2 separate regions of the Homo sapiens genome follow, and region 1 is linked to region 2. A link is a contact called in ENCODE Hi-C or POLR2A ChIA-PET data. All regions are on one chromosome and are shown on one strand. Each heading gives the region's core, a stretch centred on a gene start or an enhancer-like site at or near the end of the contact. The rest is flanking DNA. Distances are from core to core; before and after follow the strand shown. Region 1 overlaps ABLIM3 (actin binding LIM protein family member 3). Region 2 holds the start of SH3TC2-DT (SH3TC2 divergent transcript).

What was found. Hi-C counts contacts between places; a loop is a spot of excess contacts on that map. ChIA-PET counts read pairs that join two places held with the same protein, here RNA polymerase II (POLR2A). Pooled maps may share reads with other maps.
Region 1: a loop to region 2 is called in a map of heart left ventricle, with 2.6 times the contacts of the local background. The contact joins the enhancer-like site here to the promoter of SH3TC2-DT in region 2. A Hi-C loop is called at or near these places in 5 of 168 maps with a recorded cell type or tissue (HepG2, IMR-90, PC-3 and 2 more) and 7 of 50 pooled maps. POLR2A ChIA-PET finds 5 or more read pairs at or near these places in 2 of 52 experiments (WTC11 and activated CD4-positive, alpha-beta T cell).

What each region holds. Positions count from the first base shown.
Region 1 is chr5:149,218,648-149,225,953 of GRCh38, reverse strand. All of the region lies in intron 8 of ABLIM3 (actin binding LIM protein family member 3), which reads right to left. Among named protein-coding and RNA genes, the nearest start is that of AFAP1L1, 50 kb to the left of the region's middle. Within about 2 kb of position 1,477, at least 4 of the 41 ENCODE cell types and tissues checked have a DNase peak (open chromatin) inside an H3K27ac peak, as active enhancers do; they include heart left ventricle, where a contact is called at or near this core.
Region 2 is chr5:149,058,983-149,066,455 of GRCh38, reverse strand. It overlaps SH3TC2-DT (SH3TC2 divergent transcript), which reads right to left and starts at 3,139. Exons shown (of 3, transcript NR_122044.1): 1 at 2,782-3,139; 2 at 2,098-2,206. SH3TC2 (SH3 domain and tetratricopeptide repeats 2) reads left to right here and starts at 3,394. Exons shown (of 17, transcript NM_024577.4): 1 at 3,394-3,485. The coding sequence starts at 3,434. It overlaps MIR584 (microRNA 584), which reads left to right and starts at 4,047; the gene lies at 4,047-4,143. RefSeq lists a silencer at 3,136-3,430.

The DNA of each region.
Region 1 (7,306 bases), core at 228-2,727, 160 kb before region 2:
TATACATACATACATATATATATATATATGTATATATGATGGAATACTACTCAGCCATAAAGGAAACAAAATAATGGCATTTGCAGCAACCCAGATGAAATTGGAGGCCATTATTCTAAGTAAAGTAACTCGGGAATGGAAAACCAAACATTGTATGTTCTCATTCATAAGTGAGAGCTAAGCTATGAGGATGCAAAAGCATAAGAATGACACAATGGACTTTTGGGGCTCAGGGGGAAAGGCTGGGAAAGGGGTAGGGGATAAAAGACTACAAATTGGGTGCATTGTATACCACTCAGGTGATGGGTGCACTAAAATCTCACAAAACGTCACTGAAGAACTTCCAAACACCATCCTGTTCCCCAATTACCTATGGAAATAAAAATTTTTTTAAAAAATCTTCATCCACATAAAAAATGTGGTAGATCCAAAAATGGAATATTGTTCAGCCATAAAAGGAATGACCTGCTGATACCTGCTATTATACGGATGAACCTAGAAAGCATTATTCTCAGGGTGAGAAGCCAGTCACAAAAGAACATATATTGTATGGTTCCATCTGTAAGAGCTATACAAAATTGGCAAATCCATAGAGACAGAAAACAGATTGGTGACTGCCAGGGGTTCGGGGACAGAGGAATGGGAAATGACTGCTTAATGGCATGTATGAGGTTTCCTTTTGAAGTGATGAAAATGATTTGGAACTAGATAGAGGTGGGGGTTGTACAACATTGTGAATGCACTAAAAGCTACCGAATTGTGCGCTTTAAAATGGTTAATTTTGTGTTATGAGAATTTTACATTAACATAAAAAATTTCCCACTCCTCTCCTCCCAGCAGGTGAATTGCTTCTGTAGACCAAGGCACTCTGTTCCTCCTTTGCTACTGAAAGTGCCAAACTCGGCCAGAGAGAGGAGTGAACACTGCTGTTGAATCTGCCCTGTAATAACAACAGTGTGATCATTATAATCTTGGGTGTTAGTAAATCTTTACTGGTATCAGGCACTCTGTGCATCATTTCATGTAATATTCTTAAGGGGTTCCAATCCTGGCTACATCATTTACTAGCTGCATTGTCTAGAGCAAGTCAGTTGCCTCTCTGTGCCTTGGTTTCCCTATTTATAAAACAGGGATGACAACAGTATCTGCCTCATAGGTTTGGTTTGAGGATTAATGAGTTAATCCATGCCCAGCACTTAGAACGGTGTCCGCCTATGTCAGGGACTATATAAGTGTTGGGTATTGTTGTTCTTATTGTCTCCTCTCCTCCACCTACAAAAATAATCTGTGTGCCAGGATCTAGTTTGGGTAAGGGGAGAGCAGTAAAAGGGAGACTTGAGGGGAGCAGGGAGCTGGGGCCTGGGTGAGCGAGGGGGCTGCAGCACATGGCAGGCTGGCTATGCAGGTGGAGTCACTGAACAGAAGCCTGGCTTGGTTGCCAGCGCACCCTCCTGGGAGGTTGGGCTTGTGCCCAGGGACAAGGGCACCTCGGGAGAAGTGGGAAAGACCTACTTGCCTGGAGCTGACATGATGAAGTGGGCCTGAAGCTTAATAAAGAGGTTGGAGGGAGAAAAGTGTTTAGTTACCATGAGGCTGGTTACCATGGAGGATATCGGGCAGGATGAGAAGGGGAAAATGGCAATTCTGAGGTGCCTTGTAATTCACGAGAAATAATAGGTGCTGATAATAACAGTTGGGACAGTAATTAAAGTATATTGAGTGCTTAGTATGTGCCAGGCCCTAAGTATTCTTATTATTCCTATTGTTACTATTATAACTAATATTTATAGAGTGTCGATACCAGGCCTTGTGTCACACACTTTATAACAATAGTGCTTAAATATAAAAAATAATAACTGCCATTTATTGAGTATATATGCTGCACCTTATGCTAAGTATTCTTAAAAATGCTGATAATATTGACAACAGCAAGCACTTACTACTGCATTGCAACATGGGAATGGCCATTTCTATATAACTGGCTGATTATCATGAGCTCAGACTGGCAGAACCAGCAATGCTAGTCCCTGTGCTGAGTCTTTACCATGCATTCATTAGTTCATTTAATCTTCACAACAGCCTTGTGAGATGGAGCCTAGCCTCATCCCTCTTTACAGATGGGAAGTTGGGGGTTAGGGAGCTTGGATGTCTAACCTGCTTGTCCGTCTCTGTCTCCCCACCCTGGCCTGAGTGTGGGCAACAGGTCCTCAGACTCTCTGGAACTTCTCTGCTGAGCTTAGCGGGACATGCTGCCTCTCTGTACTGATGGTGGCAGGGGGCTGGCCAGGCCCTCTGTCCTACTGCATGGAGACAGCCAGTCTGGGCAGGAGAGCATGGGGCCAAACACAAAAAGAAACAGGGAGAAGAACCACCTGATGGTGCTCACGGGCCCCTCGACCCAGCTGTGCTGCTCCTAGACGCTTCTTAGTTCTGTGAGCTGATCAATCTTCTTTTGCCTAACATAGCTTGAGTTAGGTTTCTGTCACCTAAAATGTCTAGACTAATAAAATGTCTCATCGAGCTAAAACCTGAATATCTGACAAGTTCTTGACTTGCCCAGCAGGCAATTTTGTTTCTCAGAAAATAGAGGAAGTAAGCCGGGAAATTGCTACTCTAGACCTAATTCTGACCAACATGGACAAATTGACTGCTGAAGTCGATGTGACATGTGACAGGCGAGAAAATGGCCACATCGGCATGAGTCTGTGGTGACCTGAGAGGAGAAGCTGGAAACAAACTTTAGAAATACAAACCTTAAGCTACTACACTGTAATACTTTCTATATGATTCAAGATGCTTGGTAACCCTTAAAATCTAAATAAAAAAAAAAATGGCAGCTCGCCAAAAATTAAAATATACTCTATTTAAAATGAAATATGCTTAGTAGAGTCAGACTTCAGGAAGTATCAATTTAGTACAGTAACAGAATATGTCTGAAAAATCTAAAATTAGGTAGTAGGATTGGGGAAACATAAGATTTAAAGTTTTTAAGCATAACTCCTACAACCTAAGCTGTCAGTAGAGAGATCCAATTTAAAGTAATAATGCTAAACTACGAAATTATAGCAACCAATACTACAGTAGTGCCTTTTAGAGGGTGGTTTCATGAAATGCGTAGATGATGACTGAGGGCTGGCGTTCCACAACCCATAACAATGGGAGGCCCTCACTTGAACATCTCTCAGCTTAGTGCACCTTTTCTGAGTTACAACCCAGCCATGCCAGAAATACACAGCTCCTGAAACCAGGACCTTGTATCCTCTGAGCTAAAAAAAAAAAAAAAAAAAAAAAAGTAATCTGAAATAGATTCAGTTACACAAGAGAAGGGTTTGGGGTTTGGTGTAATTATCAAAACAAGCTTTTGAGACTCCGTTTCGGATTTGTGTTAACACAGAACCAAGTCTCTTCACTTTATTTTGGCCCATGGACACCTCTGAAAATCTGATGAAAGCTATGGACCCTCTGCCTAAAGAAACACACCTAGCATGCAAAATTTAGCAAGCAATTTCAGAAGACTCATAGAGTTCAAAAGGCTGACCATGAACCAGTTTAAGAATTCTGGTAATATAGATGTAAGAAAATTGCCTCCAAGAACCCTAGCAAGACAGGCCCACTTTGGCTAAGTGGCGTATGCTCTTGAAACTTTCATTCTCATCCTCTAAAATGAGGACATTAATAGTTTTTAGCTGACAGGGTTGTCGTGAGGATAAAATGGGATACTGTGTTTCAAACTCTTAGTACAGTACTTGGCACATAGTAAATGCTCAAAGTATACCAACAAATAATAATTATATTATTAATAATAATAATAAAATGATGGCATTTTATTATTATTAATATTTTTATTATTATCATTATTATTGGTGAGACCTATAATTTGTTATAATACTTTTCTTTAGCAGAGTGAGGTTTGTCCAGTATTTTATAAATGATTTCCTGCCTTGTGGGTTTTAGTTAAATATACAAATGATAACAGCGAATTGTTTTAAAATGTGCAGCTGAACTTACGTAATTCCAGGGTTATTGTCTCAGGTCTTAGAACAGGAGGGTATTTGGTGTAGACAGAAGGGTAGAAGAAGAGTCTATTTTCTCCCTTTTCCTGGGTACAGGCACATTTAGAACAAGAGCAAAATTTGTCTCATGAACCACATTTGGGATTTTAAAAAAACTCTCACTGATCTAGTAACTGCAACCTTTGGGATTTCAGTATAAGTTTTGCCCTGAACCTGCAGCATTTTGGCCATTATTTTGCTGCACAAAATGAGTGACCTAATTTCCTGGTGAAGCCCAAATGAAGGGTTTGGATAACAAACAGATTAGATATTTGGCATCTTTACAAACACAGTTAAAAGATTGAATACACAACAGAACTTAAAACAAATAAAACTTGCTCTTGTCTCCTGGGGCCCCAGAAGTTCTCCTCCAGACAGACGTCAGACTTCTCCCAATTAGAGCCCATCAGAAAGCCATCACATAGCAATTAAAACACAAACAAACTCACCCAAAGAATCTCCCAAGGACCATTTGCCAGTACCATGCTGTGTCCAGCTCCAGAACTGACAAGGCTGGGTTTGTAAGCTTTGCAGGCATCCCAACACTCTCTCTCTCTTATATAAGTTGCTTTATGGAGTCCCCAGTGCCTTCACATTCACTCTCTCCTCTAATGTTCATGAGGACCTTGTGGCATATGGTTGCTCTCTGTGTGCCAGGTAAGTGGGCCTGCCTCAGTTTCTCCACCTCGTTCTGCTTCCACCCACCCAGGGAGGGCCTTTGCACTCACTGTTCTCACTGCCTCCTCAATCTTCCTGCCCTTTTCAGCCTCCCACCTCCTACTCATTTTCAAGGTCTTGGCTTGAAATATCCCTTTTTAGGGGCACCTTCCCTGGCTTCCCAGACTAGAGCAGGGGCTTTATAACACATGCCCATTGTTCAAAACTTTCTCTGTGCAGCACTTGTCACAGCTTGTCATTGAATGTTTACACTTCTATTTGGCACTGTTGGTTTCTCTTTCCAGAGAGTGAACTCCACCAGGACAGCAAGCATGCTTGCCTCACTCATCTCTGAATGCCCAACATGTAGCAGAGAGCCTGGCACATAGCGTGGCCCCCAGTTTGAGTGGATCAATGAAAGACGATGATGTTATCCTCATTTTACAGGTGAAGCAAGAGATCCAGAGAAGGAAGCCACTTCTCAAGGTCACAGCCTATTAGTGGAATTGCTGACGCTTGAACCCGGGAGTCCTGGCTCTCAGCCACTTCTTTACACTCCTGAGCTACCCAGGAGCAGGGTTTTCTTGCCAATTCTGGGGGATATCATATTGAATCCTGGTGTCCCCACTTGGTGAGGGTGTCCAAGGCCCAGATCTCAGTGGTAGCAGAACCCCCACAAGACACTCACAGCCCAAGTGAGCGTGACTCTAGCACTGCTTGGCCTGGTCCCCCTCATTCCAGGATCACTTAGCATCCTTTCAGGCAGGTCCTTGAATGCCCTGCAATTACTCCCACTCTCCCAGGAGCCAGGAGAGGGATGGGGATAATTAATGAGAAGGTGACAGGCTCATCTTCATTACTAAGAATATCTCCCACCCTTGGAGGCATTTCCACTGTAGGTTTAATGGTGCATTCTCTCTCAGGATCACAAAGCTATGCACTTTACTTCCTTGCTTAACTCTTTTAGCACCTGTGGGAAGTTGGAAGAATGAAAGCACTAACCTGTGAGGCTGTGAGCTCCATGAGGGCAGGGCCTTTGACTGATTTGCTCACTGCCACACCTTCAGTTGTGAGAACAGCAGCGGGGACACAGTAGATCCTCAATAGATATTTGCTAAATGAATGATTGAAATGGGAGCTTCCCATGTGTCACGAAATTACTACACCTATATCTTATAGCAACTGTTCTCGGTCTATTTTACATATTAGACAGCCAAGTTTCAGAGAGTTACGAGACTTGCCCAAGGTCAAAAACTTAGTAATCAGTGGAGCCAGGATCCCCCCTGAGGCACTCTGGGTGAAAGCACCCAACAGGGAAAGATTAAGATTAGGAATTCAGGCAGGGAGGCAAAGACGTGGTTTATTCTAGTGATATCCAGGTAGGGATGAGAATGGGAGGGCAGTTTCAATACTAGGAGGTTTGTTCACCAGGGAAGGAGGAGAGGAATATTGTGCAACAAATTTTCAAGCCAAGTGCAAACTCCAGGTTCCCATGGTGGTCAGGATGAAGGCAGGGTGCAGGTTGCTGAGCCTCATAACACTGGTTCCTGCAGCAGGAATCACTCAAGAACCCAGGCAATGAGGGATTGGTGTGCACAGGAAGGGACAGGGACCTGAATATCAGGCAGGGCCTGGGTCCCAGGGGTAAAGTGGAAAGAACCCTGGAGGGGAGACGCAAGGCCAGGCCCTGCTCTGCCCTGACGCACTCCCATTCTCACACAAGTCTCTTCTTTTCTCTGGGTCTATTTTCCCCATCTCTACAATGAGGGTTGGCACTTTACAGTTTAGAGTGACTCTGGGATCCTTACCACTCCAGCATCAGTTCATATAAGTAAGTAGACAGCATCTTAGAAATGGTCACTTTGTTTAATCCAACATAGGAATTCCTGCTCCAGGATTCTTAGCAGATGGCACAAGTTTCTGTTGGGTAGCTCTGGGCCAGTGGTTCTCCACTGAGGATGATTTTGACCCCCTAGGGACATGTGGCAATATCTGAGACATTTTTGATTGTCAGTGGGAAGAAGCACGTGGTTGGCATCTAATGGGTAGAGACCAAGGATGGTACCAAATACCCTACAATGCACAGGACAGCCCACAGTGTCACCAGTGCTGAGGCTAAGGAACTCAGCTGTAGGCACAGGGGGACTCATTGCATCTTGAGGGAACTCATGGCTGTGGGCATTGTGGCTAGGACAAGCTGATACTGACACACTCCCTGTAACTGCTGCCCTGGCCTTAGATCTACCTGGAGGAAGGGCCCTAATTCCTTCTCAAGATGGCTATCCAATCACAGCGATTCCACCAATGACATTCACCTGTGGAGGGAGTATGCATGGGCCAGGGTCAGGGCTGAGGGACAAGTGCCAGGAGCACAGGACCTTAGGGAGGAGGCCAACAACTCTCATACAAGCTGGAGGGGACCAGGGGCAGACAGAGGGCTGTGGGGATGGGGGAAGAGAGGACTGTGTTAAATTGTGGGTGGGGTTGGGGAAATCCTGGGTGCCTATGAAGCATGTAGTGACTGAACTGGGCCTCAAATGATAGGATTTCCAAAGAAGGGCACAGGAAGACAAGGGAAAGGGCCATGAGTTCATTTT
Region 2 (7,473 bases), core at 1,890-4,389:
AATTATTAAATTATTTCAGTTGTTCAGATAAAAAAAATCAGAACTACTCTAAAGTAGATTTTTTTTTTTCCTCTCATACATTCAATGTATCAACACATCCTCATGGGTCTCTGTGATGGTTAATTTCATGTGTTCTCTTGGCTAGGTTATGGTGGCCAGTTGTTTGACCAAAGAACAAAATAGATGTTGAAGGTATTTTTTTTTAAAGATAATTAACATTGACATCAGTAGACAGTGAACAAAGCAGATTACCCTCTCTAATGTGCATGGGTCTTCCCACTAGCTGACTGGGGGCCTTCCAATCAGTTGAAGGCCTTAAGACTGAAGACTGAAGTTTCCTGAAAAAGAAGAAATTCTTCTCAAGAATTCTTGACTGCAACATGGGAAACTTATATGAGTCTCTAGTCTGCTGCTCTGTGGAATTTTGACTAAAGACTGCAATAGCAACTCTTACTTGAGTCTCCAGACTGCTGGCCTGCCCTATGGATTTCAGATTTGCCAACCCTCACAGGAGCCAATTTGTTAATTTTTTTTTTTCTCAACTTTTATTGGTCCTGTTTCTCTGGAGTACCTTGACTAATACACCCTTATTTCAAAATGTGTCTAATACCTAAACCCTTTTCATCACCTCTACCAATAGCACTTTGGTTCAAGACATTATCATCTCTCTGCTGGATGTTACAATTGCTGCATATCTGGAGTTCCATCTATAGCCCATGAGCCAGGCTGACCCTTTAAAACCGTAAGTCATGCATGTTACTCTTCTCTTTAGTGTCCTCCATTGGCTCTTACCTCATTCAGAGTAAAAACTGGAGTCCTTAGATGACCTCTAAGGCCCTACACTGTTTGGTCTCCTGCTGCTTTCTCTGACTTCATCTCTGTGCCCTCACCTACCTCACTAGCCTTCAGCCACACTTCCTTTAACATGCTAAGCAAGTTCCTACTTCAGGGCCTTTGCTCCTGCTGGAAGTCTCTTTGCTCTAGTCAATTCATCAGGCTACCCAGGAGCAGAACAGCACAGTTTCTTGCATCTCAAGGGAAGCAATGACTTTATCCAGAATGGACTATTCATTTAAGACCTGCTGCAATGTGTGTGTTAGCCAACTGCCTAGGGTGTCATCTCTGACACATGGCCTGGGATCCTTTCAATAGTTGATTTTGATCATTTATAGTCTGATTGTTGTTGTACCTGTGTAAGAGTGGTTGGTGTGCAGACCAGCCAAGGAGCAATGATAAGTCTGCGCATCTGTCAGCGTGTGTAAGTTAGAGCATGGGGCTTCTTGTCACTGCCTGACTTTCAAGTACATCCCAGTTTTAAGTGGCTGTTTTCTAAAGAAACTCTTGTCCTTTCATTGTGGGCCCAAGAAAACATTTGAATTCATATTCAAAAACACTGTACTTCAGTAAGGGAAACACATGAGAAACGTATGGGAAGTAGATACTTTAAATAGACCTGCACAGAGAAAACATCCTCCCCGGTGGCAATGTGATCAGAGAGACCCCATCCCTCCTGCGCTCTACTCCCTGCCCCAGCTCTCATCTCCTGGGCTTTGTGTAAATGGTTAGCTGGCTCCAGAGGTTTCAGTCCTTCCTAGGCCTTTCTCATTGTGTGTCCTAGTAGTCATGGGAGAACCCACAATGTATCCCATGTATCAGAAACGTGATTCTTCTGGGCTGTGGAATCAACTAGACCTTGCTCAGTCTTGACTCTGACATTCATAAATGGTGGGAGAAGGGAGGGAGTTGGACAAGTTATACACTCCTCTTTATCCGTTTCCTCACTTACAAAGTAGAAATGATGCCTACATTATGGGGCTGTTATGGGATTTGAATAGAATAATGTACAGTGAGAGCCTGGCCCACAGTAAACATTCAGTAACTGTGTCTCAGGATGAGTCAGGATGGAGACGGGAGCAGTGCTTCAGAGACAGGCTCAAGACCCTGTCCTCTGGGGCTAGGCTGGTGTGTGAGGTGGATACTCCTGATCTCTGGTGGGACTGACCCCTAGGCCATTCTTCACCTGGTCACCCAAGTGCTCCTCTCAGAATATAAACTTGATCAGGCCACTGCCGTCCTAAAAATGCTGGTGATACTGACCTCAAGTTCAGCCTCCAAATAGCCTGCAACATAGGCCTGGCAGGACCTTCTCTTGGCTCACACCTCCTGTTCTTTGGGCCTCTCACCAGGGTCCTTTCACCACTTTGCTCTAGTCATGAAGGAAACATTGGGTGAGCAGTGCTCTTTGAGCTTGGTTGTTAGAGCAGTCATGCTTCCGTCCTACCTTGCTGGCATTCAGCCATATTTTCTCCATCTCCTTTGCAAGATCTCATGGGAGGTTTTCTGAAATTTAGCCACAGTGTCAACTGGATTCCCCTGCTCCACTGCCTATCTGAAACAGGAAAGAGGTTAGTCTTGTGGGACCAGTTTTGCTTGCATACCTGTAGACTTGCTGTATTTTTTCTTTTAGTTTTATTTTTAATTGACACATAATAATTCTACACATTTATGGGCTAGAATGTGATGTTTCAATATATCTATGTATTGTGTAATGAACAAATCAAGGTAATTATCATATCCATCATCTCAAACATCATTGTTTTTTTGTGGTGAGAACATTCAAAATCCTCTCTTCTATGTTGAAATATACAATACGTTATTAACTGTAGTCCCCCTACTGTGCAATAGAACACTAGAACTTACTCCTCCTATGTAACTCTAACCTTTTACCTATTGACCAACCTCTCCCCATCCTTTGATGTATTTGGTTCTCCATCCCCTCACCTGTAAAATGCTGGGCTTCATCAGGTGATCTCCTGGATTCTTTTCCTGCACACCAGCAGCTGGGGGTTTGCATGTTCCCCAGTGAGGAGCTGGCTCATTGATGCTGCTAGGTCCAAGTGAAATGCTGCACCCACAGCTCCAACTTTATCAGAGAGCCAAGGGAGGCCTTTGCAGAGAGAGACTGGGTGGAGATCACTGTAAAGGGGTGGCAGGCCAGTCAGTGTGGGCCAAGTCAGTCGGGGAGGGAGCAAGAAGAGCAGTCTTGATCTCTGGGATGTTCTCTGCCCTCCTCCCCAGCCCTGGCTGCCCTCACAAGAACCAAACTGTGTATCTCAATCCTAGAATGCGAGGAATGTGCTGCAGGCTGATAGGCATGAAGCGATCTGCTGAGAGGCAGGGAGGAGCCCTGTTCCCCAGGCCTGACAGTGCAGGAGCTGTGGGCCTGCAGGCTGGGCTGGGCTGCCCCTCCCACCCTCCCTGGGCCTCCTGCTGTAGCCGGGATATCAAAGGCTGCATTGTGCATTGAGCAGGCCTCGGTCCCTCGTGTGCCAGGGAGGAGGCGGGAGGAGGGACACCGTTGGGAGGCTGTCCCTTGCAGCACTCTTCTGGCCTGTGTTCCCAAGGGCCTCGGCCAGGGTAGGATGGTACACACATGGGTGGCTGCTTCTGCATCCCCAGGGAGCGGAGTCTGACCCGGGGCCCAGGTGAGTTTCCCAGGGGGCCCTTGGCCTGTGGCTTGGCCAAAGTGGATGGTCCAGTAGAGGCTCAGGGACCTGCTGGGTTGGAGAAACTTTTCTCCCAAAGATGGGGAGATGATTGTGCTTTCTGGCTGCCTCTCCTTCCTCCCTGGGTAAGTGTTTGTCATGCTGGCTCTGTAAAAAGGGAGCAAAGCCTGGAAGCATCTATTTTTTCCTGAAGAAAGAGCCTTTGAGTTTACTCTGTCAGGAGCTGAGCAGCACTGCTCCTGGCTGCCACTCCCAGGGTGTGACTAAGCCCTTCCTTCCTTTCTTCCCGAGATCCCCCCAGGACAGGAAGAAAGTTCAGGCAGTGAGTTCCTCTGTGGCCTATGGGTGGCCATAAACTTGGCCTTAGTCATTCAAGCCTATTTTTGTCAGGGTTGCTGTTACTGGAGAAAAACAGGCAGTTTCCTGCCTCCACCTATTACAGAGTGATTTGTGTGTGAGTGCATGTGTGAGTGTGTGCATCAAGTTGAGGCAATGGAGAGTTGTTGCTCTAAGAAATTGTCAACTCATGGGAGAGTGACTTAGGGTGACCAGCCATTATGGTTTGCCTGGGACTGAGGAATTTGCTGGGATATGTCAGTTCCAGGCCAACCAGGCTGGTTGGTCTCCCTGAAGCAACCTTCTTGCTTTTTTTCAGAGGAGAATCAAGGTAGGGCCCTGTGTTCTCTTGTGTGGTGTTTATCAGGATGAGTGGTGGCTTTGGGGAAATGTGGGGTTAGATTGGTGGGGGGAGGCTTGCTTGGGAGATAGGGGAACATTGCTCCAAGGAATCATTCCTAACCCTTGTTAGAACTCTGTGTCTTCCTGGAGCTCCACCATGGTTCCTGAGAGAAGGAGCTAAGGAGCATCCCCTAGCTGAGGGCTTTCTACTCTCTGACAGACAACTTTCTTCTTTAGTCTTATGACTTGGGCTTGTAGAAGGCACTTGAGGTCATTAAAGTGAACCCAAAACAACCATATTCTGCTTCCTCTGCTTGAAGTCTTGATCTAGGCACCTTGGCACCTACAGCAGGGAGTGTCCCCCCAAATGATGCCCTTGGCACAAAAGGCACGACTTTAGCTATGAACAATTTCGCTTCTCCAGATTTCTCAGATGTAAACACTTTTCAGTCCCTCCCCCTAAGTCCTATTGTCATTGTGCCCCATGAGAGTAGAAACAGCATGGAGGGAGACGTGCAGGACCACTGGTCGGAGATCGGGGTTCTAGATCTGACTTCCTCTAGCTCTAGTTATGCAGTTGTCATCTTGGCTACTCACTTGGTCTTTGAGGCCAAAGTGTCTGGATTTTATCTTGGTTCTTTTACTTGCCTCGACAACTTATTTAACTTCTCTGTGTTTCAGTTTCCTTATCTGTAGCTTTTATGACATGATTATGTCTTCTTCATAGAGCTGTGGTGGAGATTAAGTCTACATGTGAAATGGTGAAACAGTCTGGTGCACAGTTAGTTGAGCACAATAAAATTCACCATTGTTAATTCCATTTTGATGACCCCAGTATAACTCGCGCTCTCCCTGGGCCTCCATTTAATCATATATACAATTTTAGGGTTGTAAACTGCTGTGTAGAGGTGCCTCAGAGAGCTCTGCTCATGTTCCCTCATTCCTACCTAGAGCGGCTCTGCTTCTAGTTGACATCGTCCTTCAGCCAAAGATTTCCTGTAGAACAGAGTTACGCAGCTGAAAACAAACAAACAAACAAACAAAATATTGAAAAAGGTCAAAATCATAATAACACTATCATTCAATTACTTTATTCTTTCACCTTCTTTTTGCCATTGATTACTGGCTGGCACCCCGCATTCACCTTTTCACCAAGAGTTAGCCTGCTATGTATCTCCCTCGAGACTTTTCATGCCATTCCCCCATATTATTCCCTGTATGTGTCAGGGCCTTTCCCTAGCGAGGTTGATATTGGTGTTGTAGGTCCAAGTCCAGTCGATCTGGATATTCCCATTCCAGATTCCCCTATTTATCCTAGAGAAAAGGAACAAAGTATGAGACCCATCCTGGAGCAACTTAATAGTTGTGTGACCTTGGGCAAGTCCCTCATGTTTTTTGAACCTCAGTTTTCCTGGCTGTAAACTGTATCTAATGGTGGTACTTATCCCATGGAACTTTTGTGAGGATTAAATTTAATAATTCCTCTCATGGACTTAGCACAAGGTCTGGCTTTTGATAACCCTTCAGTAACTACAGGCTGTTTTATCGTTAGTTAATATGGGCCACTCCTACATCACTTCCTCCTAATTCCTTACTGGTCTGGAGAAGTCTGTACTTATGTTTCCTGGGGTGCTTCTGCCTTGTGTCTGTTTAAGTGAGAGTTAACAGCAGACACCAAAACAGTGAGTCCTCAGGGCTAATGGACACAGGAAAGGAGAAGGCTCTTGATAGCACTGAGCACTGGACAGCTGCCAGACTAGTTTGTGTGGAGTGACACAATAATGAACGTTGACTCTGACTACTCCAGGCACCTGCATTCTTACATGTGGACTCTGCCTGCAGCATCTGTTCCCTGGGATGGCTCTCAACTGCTCACAGAACTCCCCTAATCAGGGGGGACTGCACATGGTGAGAGGATAGGTTCTGATCAGTTGCTATCATCTCTGACTTCCCCACCCTATCTATGAGTTGTTTCTTGCCATTGCTTAATAAGCTACAGTTGCTCACTTTGGATCACAGAGAAAGCCATGTCAAAGTTTGTTGATCAAAAAACTTCTAGCACTTCACCCTTATTTTCAATGCCTGTTTGAAGAAATTTGGCAGATTTATGCCCTTAAATAGAAGATGTGGAAGAGATACATTCGCCTCTGTTGATCACTGGTGCTTGTAACTTTCCTTTCAACCTTTTTGATAAATGTGAATCATCAGTATAATAACAGGAGATCAAGGGTGAATGCTGATAATAGTAAATGATGCTTCACTTTTGAATTTTAAATGACTTGTAAAGCATTTAAAACTACTGATAATAGAGGATATTAGAATAGTTAGCCCACCATCTAGCTGTAACAAATTTTTGCATTATGCCATGTTATCTTCAGAACTTTACCTTTTTCTTTCTCTTACTTTTTGAAGAAATAAAACATCATAAACATACTTAGGGGCCCCTGGATATCTCTTTCCAATCTCATTCTCCTTCTCTCTCCATGTAGTTAATAACTTTCATGAATTCAATGGTTATGTGCTTTCACTACATATTCATGAACTCACAATCATTCCAAAGAATTGTTTTGCAGACTTTAAAACTTAAACAAAATGATATCATGATGCAACTTTTTTTTTTTTTTTGCTAAACATTATCATCTAAGATATATTCATGTGGGTAGATGTAGCTGTACTTCTAACATGCTATTCGTCCCAACAAGGAGAAAGTGGGTTTACATCATAAAAACTGCTGATGGTAGGTCTGTTAGGTCAAAAAAGAAAAGAAAATGTGGGTACAGGAAAAAAAAAACATGCAGATAAATGTTTACTGTTTAGTCTTCTTTTTAAAGTTGAGCATGGTGGTGGGTGGGTAGGAGCAAAGAGAGGCTGAGAGAGGAGAAATGAAGGTGAATTCTCATTTTCGGCAAGTTGTTGTGAGATGTTTCCCTGATCAGAGGCCCGAGACTTTAGAGTTCTGAGGTCAGGTTAATGTAGAGAAAATGGCAAGGTCCCTACCCATTCCTACCCATTGATTTGGATGGCCTCTGGCGCTTTTGTTAATTTGCTGTGTGATCTCAGTAAAATCATGACTCCTCTCTGGGCCTTTAGTTTCTCAACAGTAAAATTGGGAGTGGAGCTAGGTGATCTTTTAAATCCCTTCCTTCATTCATTTTCTGCAATTCTTGCCTCTTCCCCATGTTTATCCCTCATATTCAATATGTCAAGATGCCTTCTCTTTTCTTGTTTAAAAATATAGCCTCATTCACTCTATGCCCTCACTTCTCATTGCCAGGGCCACAGCCCACAT